Regions from separate parts of the Homo sapiens genome. Here all the other regions are linked to region 1. Evidence: chromatin contacts called from ENCODE Hi-C or POLR2A ChIA-PET data. All regions are on one chromosome and are shown on one strand. The core of a region is the stretch at or near the end of the contact, and the rest is flanking DNA. Distances in the headings are between cores, read along the strand shown.

The links. A loop is a pair of places that touch in the nucleus more often than their neighbours do. ChIA-PET counts read pairs that join two places held with the same protein, here RNA polymerase II (POLR2A). Pooled maps may share reads with other maps.
Region 2: a loop to region 1 is called in a pooled map, with 5 times the contacts of the local background. The contact joins two enhancer-like sites. A Hi-C loop is called at or near these places in 2 of 50 pooled maps. POLR2A ChIA-PET finds 5 or more read pairs at or near these places in 2 of 52 experiments (A673 and naive thymus-derived CD8-positive, alpha-beta T cell).
Region 3: a loop to region 1 is called in a pooled map, with 11 times the contacts of the local background. The contact joins two enhancer-like sites. A Hi-C loop is called at or near these places in 3 of 37 single-sample maps with no recorded cell type and 9 of 50 pooled maps.

The regions. Positions count from the first base shown.
Region 1 is chr1:8,395,813-8,398,554 of GRCh38, forward strand. All of the region lies in intron 12 of RERE (arginine-glutamic acid dipeptide repeats), which reads right to left. Among named protein-coding and RNA genes, the nearest start is that of RERE-AS1, 27 kb to the right of the region's middle. RefSeq lists an enhancer at 1-116. Within about 2 kb of position 1,364, at least 21 of the 41 ENCODE cell types and tissues checked have a DNase peak (open chromatin) inside an H3K27ac peak, as active enhancers do.
Region 2 is chr1:8,898,668-8,901,409 of GRCh38, forward strand. No RefSeq gene overlaps it. Among named protein-coding and RNA genes, the nearest start is that of ENO1-AS1, 21 kb to the left of the region's middle. Within about 2 kb of position 1,409, at least 9 of the 41 ENCODE cell types and tissues checked have a DNase peak (open chromatin) inside an H3K27ac peak, as active enhancers do.
Region 3 is chr1:8,096,121-8,098,862 of GRCh38, forward strand. All of the region lies in intron 2 of ERRFI1-DT (ERRFI1 divergent transcript), which reads left to right. Among named protein-coding and RNA genes, the nearest start is that of ERRFI1-DT, 71 kb to the left of the region's middle. RefSeq lists enhancers at 561-1,760, 1,126-1,175. Within about 2 kb of position 1,376, at least 18 of the 41 ENCODE cell types and tissues checked have a DNase peak (open chromatin) inside an H3K27ac peak, as active enhancers do.

The DNA.
Region 1 (2,742 bases), core at 114-2,613:
GAGGAAGTATGAGAGGTTCCATGCCTGAGTTGTGATGTTTGCAGAGAATTAGCCAGTGAGAGTGCCCAAGGAACACGGGAGCACAAATCTGAGAAGGAACACTCGAACGAGGACCAATTCTATTATTATTATTCTGCTCTGTAAGGCATAGGTGACACCACCCCTCTCTCTGTGCTTAAAGGACAGCCATTCCATTAACTACCCACCTTGAATGGATTCCAGAGAAAGACTTTGTTCCCCAAGAAATATTAGCAAAAGCCTTCAAGCCAGGGCTAAGAGCCTTAGTGACAAGTGAGAAGGCACAGAACAACTGAGCAGAGATCATCTCTTGAAAACCTATGCTAATTATCCTGTTTCTACCATCAGGAAAGTGGGAGGGGGGAAGGGCTGCTGTGCTATCACTTGGGGTCCATTCTGGGGTCAAATTTGAATCCCAGCTTCTAGAGCTGAATTCAATGTGGAGTTTGTTGTCCATGCCAAAATTCAAAGGCTGATCAAGTTGAAGAACGTGACATGGACATAATGTGAAGTACATGAAAACTCACATACAAAGTACCTGCCCTCCTGGAACCAGTCCCCAGTTATCACAGAGCCGAGAGGAAACCAGTCCCCTATTATCAAATCCTCTTACTCTTGACTAGAGTGATGGAATTTGGGAAGAATGCAGCAGACTTCTAAAGACTGCTCAGCTACAAGCAGGATCTTCATCTCCTTTTCAGCTGTGGATAACAACGGAAGCAGTCAGCCGTCTAATAAATCAAGTTTAATTTTAACAGCATGAAGTATTGCCCGCTTTGTAATTATACTTCCAAAGGTAAAACCCAACTCGAATTAACTTAAAAAAATTGTTATTGAGGTAAAATTCACATAACATAAAATTAATCATTTTAAAGTTTACAATTCAGAGGCAGTTAATACATCTACAATGCGTGCAGCCCTCAGATCTAATTCCAAAACGCTTTCATCATCCCCCAAAGGAGACCCCTCCCCCTCATTAAGCAGTCAAAGTGAACTTTTTCCACAATGGCATTCTTTGTGATATATCATGCTTTCTCCACAGTATCAGTTTATTCACTTTCAACAGCATCTTTGCATTTTAAAGGTAAGGGAAAACTCAAAGGACCATGAGAACTAACACTCACAAATGTGCTTTCCAGTCTACCACGTGACTGTATACACATCTGGTGAGACAGTTATCTCAGGCAAAATGTACTGTGTGTCTTCCCTGGGAGGAGAAACAGGAGCTGATTCTAATGGAATGTTTACTATGTGACAGATACTGAGTCAGAAACAGCACAGCAGCTAAGACTGGGTGCTCTGCAACCACACTGCCCAAGTTCCAGTTCCAATTCAGTGTGAACTCTGTGTTCTTTGGGCAAGTCATCATAATCTCTCTGCCTCCTTTCTCTTCACACGTATTGTGATGGCAACACCACCACTTGCCTCATGGAGATGCTATGAAGGTTAAGTAAGTTCAAGTGCTTAGAACAGTGCCTAGTGCATAATAAGAGCTCAATCACTGCTGCCTTATTCGACTTTCACTACGACTCTGAGGGAGGTTCTATTTGTGCCCCCATTTCATTACTGAGGAACTTAAATTTTACAGCATCTAAGAGACTTACCCCAAACCCCCAGAGAATAAGTGGGATAGCTGGGATTTGAACTCAATTCTGAGTTCTGTTGGCTTAGCAACCATTCTGTAAAATGTACCAAGGAACAAAACCTTTCTGATCCCAGTTACCAAACTCATGTTGAGCAAAATCACACTCACACAGGAAAAAAAAAAAAAAACACATGAAACTGTCACCAAAATGGCAATAACCCAACTGTGCTACAGTTTTATTTCCTGCTGGCTTCTCAGTTCTCTAAGCCTTGAGGATCCACGCGCCTTAGACCATTATTACCTCCTCCCCCATATGCAGTAAGTTCCTGACTCTTCTGATCTTTCCTGTTCTTACTGGGCACCATCCCCCAAGACCTTCTGCTATTTGTACTTTCTGATTTCAGGCTCTTTATTCTCTGATACACACTGTTGCCAGAATAATCTTCAAAAAGATTGACTGCAACTTTCAACTTTAATTCAATCATACAAATATTTCTTGAGCATCTAGGTGCAAGGCACCATGATGAAGATAATGTGAGTAAGACAGTCCTTGCCTTCAGGAGCTCAATCCAAAAAGGGAGGTGTAAGATAGAATTTCATAAGACAATGCAGAGCCAGAGAAAGGCCCTAAGAGAGGCATGATGTTCTACAGGGGTATTCAAAGGACAGAGTTATATCCTCCTCAGATTAGAGAAAGATTAATGAAGGAAATTAAGTTTAAAAATGTAGAGCATTTCCACATGGAGTAACAGAAGGGCAGGCATTCTGGGCAGAACACTGCAGGAAGAAATGGCAGACAGGAAGCCTGAGTGTTTGGCAAGGGCCAGAGGTGCAGAAAGAAAAGCAGTAGGGAAGGGGCTTGGAGAAGCTGATTTGGACCACAGTATAAAAGGTCTTGACTCTCAGGCAAGGGGGTTAGTACTGAGTGTGGCTGATGAAATCTCCATAGCTTTGCTCTCCTGTGTGCTTTGCTCAGGGTTGGTTCTCACCATCTCCCCATCACTCAAGGCCTAGTTCAAGTCTCAGCTTCTTCCTGACGTGTGTCTTGACCGCCCCAGTGTAAAATAAGATCCTCTTCTATTAACAACGACCATCTCTACAATTTATTTGGCAATTAATCACGTAGTGCTTCTAACATC
Region 2 (2,742 bases), core at 159-2,658, 500 kb after region 1:
TGGCCACCCAAGCCAGCAGTGGCAACCAGCTTGGGTCCCCTTCCATGCTGTGGAAGCTTTGTTCTTTCGCTCTTCACAATAAATCTTGCTGCTGCTCACTCTGGGTTTGCACTACCTTTATGAGTTGTAACACTCACGGCAAGGGTCTATGGCTTCATTCCTGAGGTCAGCGAGACCACGAACCCACTGGGAGGAACAAACAATTCTGGACGCGCCACGTTTAAGAGCTGTAACACTCACTGCGAAGGTCTGTGGCTTCACTCCTGAAGTCAGCGAGACCACGAACCCACCGGAAGGAAGAAACTCCGGACACATCTGAACATCTGAAGGAATAAACTCTGGACAAACCATCTTTAAGAGCTGTAACAATCACCGCAAGGGTCCACAGCTTCATTCTTGAAGTCAGCGAGACCAGGAACCCACCGGAAAGAATAAATTCCGGACACAACATTTCTTTTTTCTTTGAGACAGGGTCTCAGTGGCACAATCATAGCTCACTGCAGCCTCAACCTCCTGGGCTCAAGAGATCCTCCTGCCTCAGTCTCCTGAGTAGCTGGCACACCGCCATGCCCTGCCAATTTTTTTTGTAGAGACAGGGGTCTCACTGTGCTGCCTACACTGGTCTCGAGCTCCTGGTCTCAAGCAGTCCTCCCTCCTGGTCGTCCCAAAGTGCTGGGATTATAGGTGTGAGCCACCGTGCCTGGCCTCTTTTCTTCTTTTTTCCCTCCACATGTGTCTTATTTTTTTTATTTTTTTATTTTTTGAGACAAAGTCTTGCTCTTCTCCCCCAGGCTGGAATGCAGTGTTGCCATCTTGGCTCACTGCAACCTCTGTCTCCCGGATTCAAGCAATTCTCCTGCTTCGCCCCCTCAAGTAGCTGGGATTACAGGTGCCCACCACCACGCGTGGCTAATTTTTGTATTTTTAGTAGAAGCGGGGTTTCACCATGTTGGCCAGGCTGGTCTAGAACTCCTGACCTCAGGTGATCTACCCGTTTCGGCCTCCTGAAGTACTGGGATTAGAGGCATGAGCCACCGTGCCCGGCCGTCTTTTGCTTTATTTTTGAGACAGAGTCTCACTCTGCTGCCCAGGCTGGAGTGCAGTGGTGCTATCTCGGCTCACTGCAACCTCTGCCTCCCCGGTTCCAGTGATTTTTGTGCCTCAGCCTCCCGAGTAGCTGCTGTGATTACTACAGGTGCCCACCACCACGCCTGGCTAATTTTTGTATTTTTAGTAGAGATGGGGTTTCACCATGTTGCTCAGGTTTGTCTCAAACTCCTGGCCCCAGGTGATCTGCCTGCCTTGGCCTCCCAAAGTGCTGGGATTACAGGCATGAGCCACTGAGCCTGGCCTCTATATAAGCCCTAAGTTCTAACCGCTCCTCTGAGTTACTCATCACTGAATTTCCGTTGCAGGTGATTCATGAGTTTCCAGGAAAGGGGTGGGTGATTTCCAGAATGAGGGTTCCTCCCCTTTTTAGACTATATAGGTAAACTTCTGGGCCAGGCATGGTGGCTCATGCCTGTAATCTCAGCACTTTGGAAGGCCAAGGCTGGCAGATCACTTGAGGTCAGGAGTTCAAGGACAGCCTGGCAAGCATGGAGAAATCCTGTCTCTACTAAAAATACAAAAATTAGCTGGGCGTGATGATGTGCTCCTGTACTCCCAGTTACTCAGGCAGCTGAGGCAGGAGAAGCCGGAGGCAGAGGTTGTGGTGAGCCAAGATTGTGCCACTGCACTCCAGCCTGGGTGACAGAGCAAGACCCTGTCTCAATAAACTAAACTAAACTAAAATAAATAAATAAAGGAATAGACTACATAGGCTAACTTCTGGATGTGGCTGTGGCATTTGTAAACTGTCATGGCGCTGATGAGAGTGTCTTTTAGCATGCTAATGTATTATAATTAATGTATACTGAGTAGGGAGGACTACCAGAGGTCACTTTCATTGCCATCTTGGTTTTGGCTGGTTTGGGCTGAGTTCTTTTTTTTTTTTTGAGACAGAGTCTCACTCTGTCACCCAGGCTGGAGTGCAGTGGCACAGTCTCAGCTCACTGCAATCTCCACCTCCCAGGTTCAAGTAATTCTCCTGCCTCAGCCTCCTGAGTAGCTGGGATACAGGCACGTGCCACCACACCCAGCTAATTTTTGTATATTTAGTAGAGACGGGGTTTCACCATGTTGATCAGGCTGGTCTCGACCTCCTGACCTTGTGGTCTGCCTGCCTTGGCCTCCCAAAGTCCTGGGATTACAGGCATGAGCCACCGCACCTGTCCTGGGCTGACTTCTTGACCACATCCTATTTTATCAGCAGGGTCTTTATGACCTGTATCTCATGATATCAATCCTGCAGACCTCATCTATCTTTTTTTTTTTTTTTTTTTTTTGAGACAAAGTCTCACTTTGTCACCCAGGCTGGAGTGCAATGACACCATCTCAGCTCACTGCAACTTCTGCCTCCCAGGTTCAAGCAATTCTCCTGCCTTAGCCTCCCAAGTAGCTGGGATTACAGGTGTGCACCACCATGCCTGGCTAATTTTTATTTTATTTTATTTTATTTTATTTTATTTTATTTTATTTTATTTTATTTTATTTTATTTTTAAGACAGAGTTTTGCTCTTGTCGCCCGGGCTGAAGTGCAATGGCAGGATCTCAGCTGACTGCAACCTCTGCCTCCCGGGTTCAAGCAATTCTCCTCCCTCAGCCTCCCAAGTAGCTGGGACTACAGGCACTTGTCACCAC
Region 3 (2,742 bases), core at 126-2,625, 300 kb before region 1:
ATCCTTACATGAACATGAAGAAAATTTCCAACACTCCAATATTATTTGTATCTACCTGTACTATCTCCAAGCTTTCCAGTTGAAAAATATAAAATCTGTGTTACTATTGGCCTCTGTCCCTTATTCCTGGACCTGGGCGTTAGCCTAGAGTCGCTCTGAAGTTAATGATTAAAATCTTTGAGTGGACATTCTCCACCGTTTCTTGGAAGCATTCTTGAGTTACCCGTTAGTTTCCAGTCTTAAACAGAGAAATACAGATACCACCTATTGGTAATGGTTTTTAGATCATGAATCTCCTTGTGGGATTACTTTGGAACATCTCCCCGCTCTTTATCGGCAGGCCGGATGGTGAAGGTCACTTCATCCTTTATCAGATTGTTATTCAACCACAATCCTTCTTTCAAGGATTCAGAAATACACAGGTTTCTACTAAAAGAAACGTCCATATCTTTAACCAATGCCTGTTTCTAGCACATTTCTCTAAGCGTAATTCTTTTTATCATCCAGATTCTTATGATTCATTCAAAAGAAATTTAGAGCCAAATCTGGCTTTTAAGCAAATATTTCTAACAAACTGACCTATTTTAGTATCACTCACCATAAGGTTATTTCAGGATGGTGAATGACAATATGCCAATGAACAGCAGAGGCTACCTTTTTTGATTCCTAAACAACCAGATTTTGTGAGACTACGTTTTTCTTCAGTGATTCATAATCAGTTTTGCAATTTGAAAGCAGTTTATGAGTCATTCAGTTTATGAATTTGTTGTCACTTCCTTAGAAAAGGGCTCCCTTTCCTTATAGCTTTTCAAGTTTAATTCAGTCGCCTGAAAGCTTTCATTTAACCTCAGTTTTTTCTGCTCCATGAAGAAAAACGATGTTATATATCCATTTTACTGTTACTATCAGGTAAGAAGGCCTAGGGACTAGTGACATCAATTCCACGAGCCATCAGTGTCCTGGGCTTTTAATTCACAGAAGAATGGATAGTTGTAATGAAAAAAAAATCTTATAAAAATACCAGTCCTGTTTTCTAAGTTTTAAATACAGATTCTCTGTTTTTAGTTATCTTGTTTCTGCTTCCCAATGCAATAAACTCTAGCCACCTGCAGGACTGCTGGATATTCTGATCTCTCCCTAGGATGAAAGAGCCACTTTAACTGGAAATCTTTACAACAAAACACCCTCAACTATTCAAGGAAGAAATTCGGTAGACTTCCATGCACGAGGCCTTTGAGAAGAGAAAATAGGCCCTCGTTCAGGCCCAGACAGATCATTGACAGCGTTTTTGGATTCCTTTTTTGATCAGGAAATTAGATCAACATCCTTATAGGGAAAGGTTCATTTGGGGCACAGGTGGGGCTCTTTAGTTAAAGTGTCTACTTCTCAGTCCATATTAGGCAACAGGAACTGCCTGAAAGGCACTTATTTTTCATTCTGTGTCATTCAACCATAAATGACTCAGTTCTGATATTATTTACCAAGCTCCTGTTGAACTCATAGGAGAGGCAGCTGTGCAGCACTCGTAATGCTAATCTTAATATAGTCTCAGCAGGGTATGCAGTCAGTGAGAAGTAAGACGGGTCATTTTTCCTTAAGATCATATTAATTAACTAGCTGACTCATCTCCCAGGAACTGGATTGAGTCCTCAAAATGCTTCATTTCTAAAATCATGGAGGCTTAATCTAAGTAATTTTACTGTCATCTGGTAAAGCTTATTAAAGCTTAAGGGTTTTTTTTAAAAGGCACACTTGAAAACTTAGAGGATTAGAGAAACTAAGGTAATTTTAGTAGCAGCAATGAGTATTTCATTTTTAACATTTAAACATTAATCTGGCATTCTGAAAGGCCTGAGATCTTATTGCTTCTTAAAATAGGCTTTGTTTTTTAGAGCAGTTTTAGGTTCACAGCAAAATTGAATGGAGAGTTCCCATATACTCCCTGCCCACGCAGGCACAGACTCCCCACTGCCAGTGTGCTGTACCGTAGTGATAAATTTGCTGCAATTGATTAACTCGCATTGGCACATCAGTATCACCCGAAGTCCACAGTTTACATTAGAGTTCACTCTTGGTGTTGTACATTCTATGGATTTTGACAAATGGATAAAAACACTTATCTACCATTATAGTATCATACAGAATAGTTTCACCGTCTTAAAAATCCTCTGTGCTTACCCACTCAGATCTTATTTTTAGTTTCAAAGTTAATGATCTAAATATGAGAACTGAAATCTGCAAATTTAAAAAAGCACAAGAACCCAAGTGTTTAACTTAAAATCAATGGTTCTTAAAAATCATTAATATAATGTAAAAATACTAAATATTAAATTTCAACATTAATCTTGAGATTTAATTAATTCAAAACATATGTCTGAAATGTACCTTTGCAGTAGCCATGAAAAAAATGTGTTACCTAAGTAAATAGTTTAAGTGTCTGAGAAACTTTTGGCCAAGGGACTGCAGTCACTATTGCTAATTCCCTGCTATCTGGAACTTAGCTACAATTAAGCAAATAAACAACAACAACAAAGGACAGAAAAATCTCTGAAAAATCCCCCCAAATTAGGAAAATAAGCAACACAGTTCTTTTCTTTTCTTTTTTTTTTTTTTTTTTTTGAGATGGAGTCTCTCTCTGTCACCCAGGCCGGAGTGCAGTGGCATGGTCTTGGCTCACTGAAACCTCCACCTCCTGGGTTGAAGCAATTCTCCTGCCTCGGCCTCCAGAGTAGCTGGGATTAC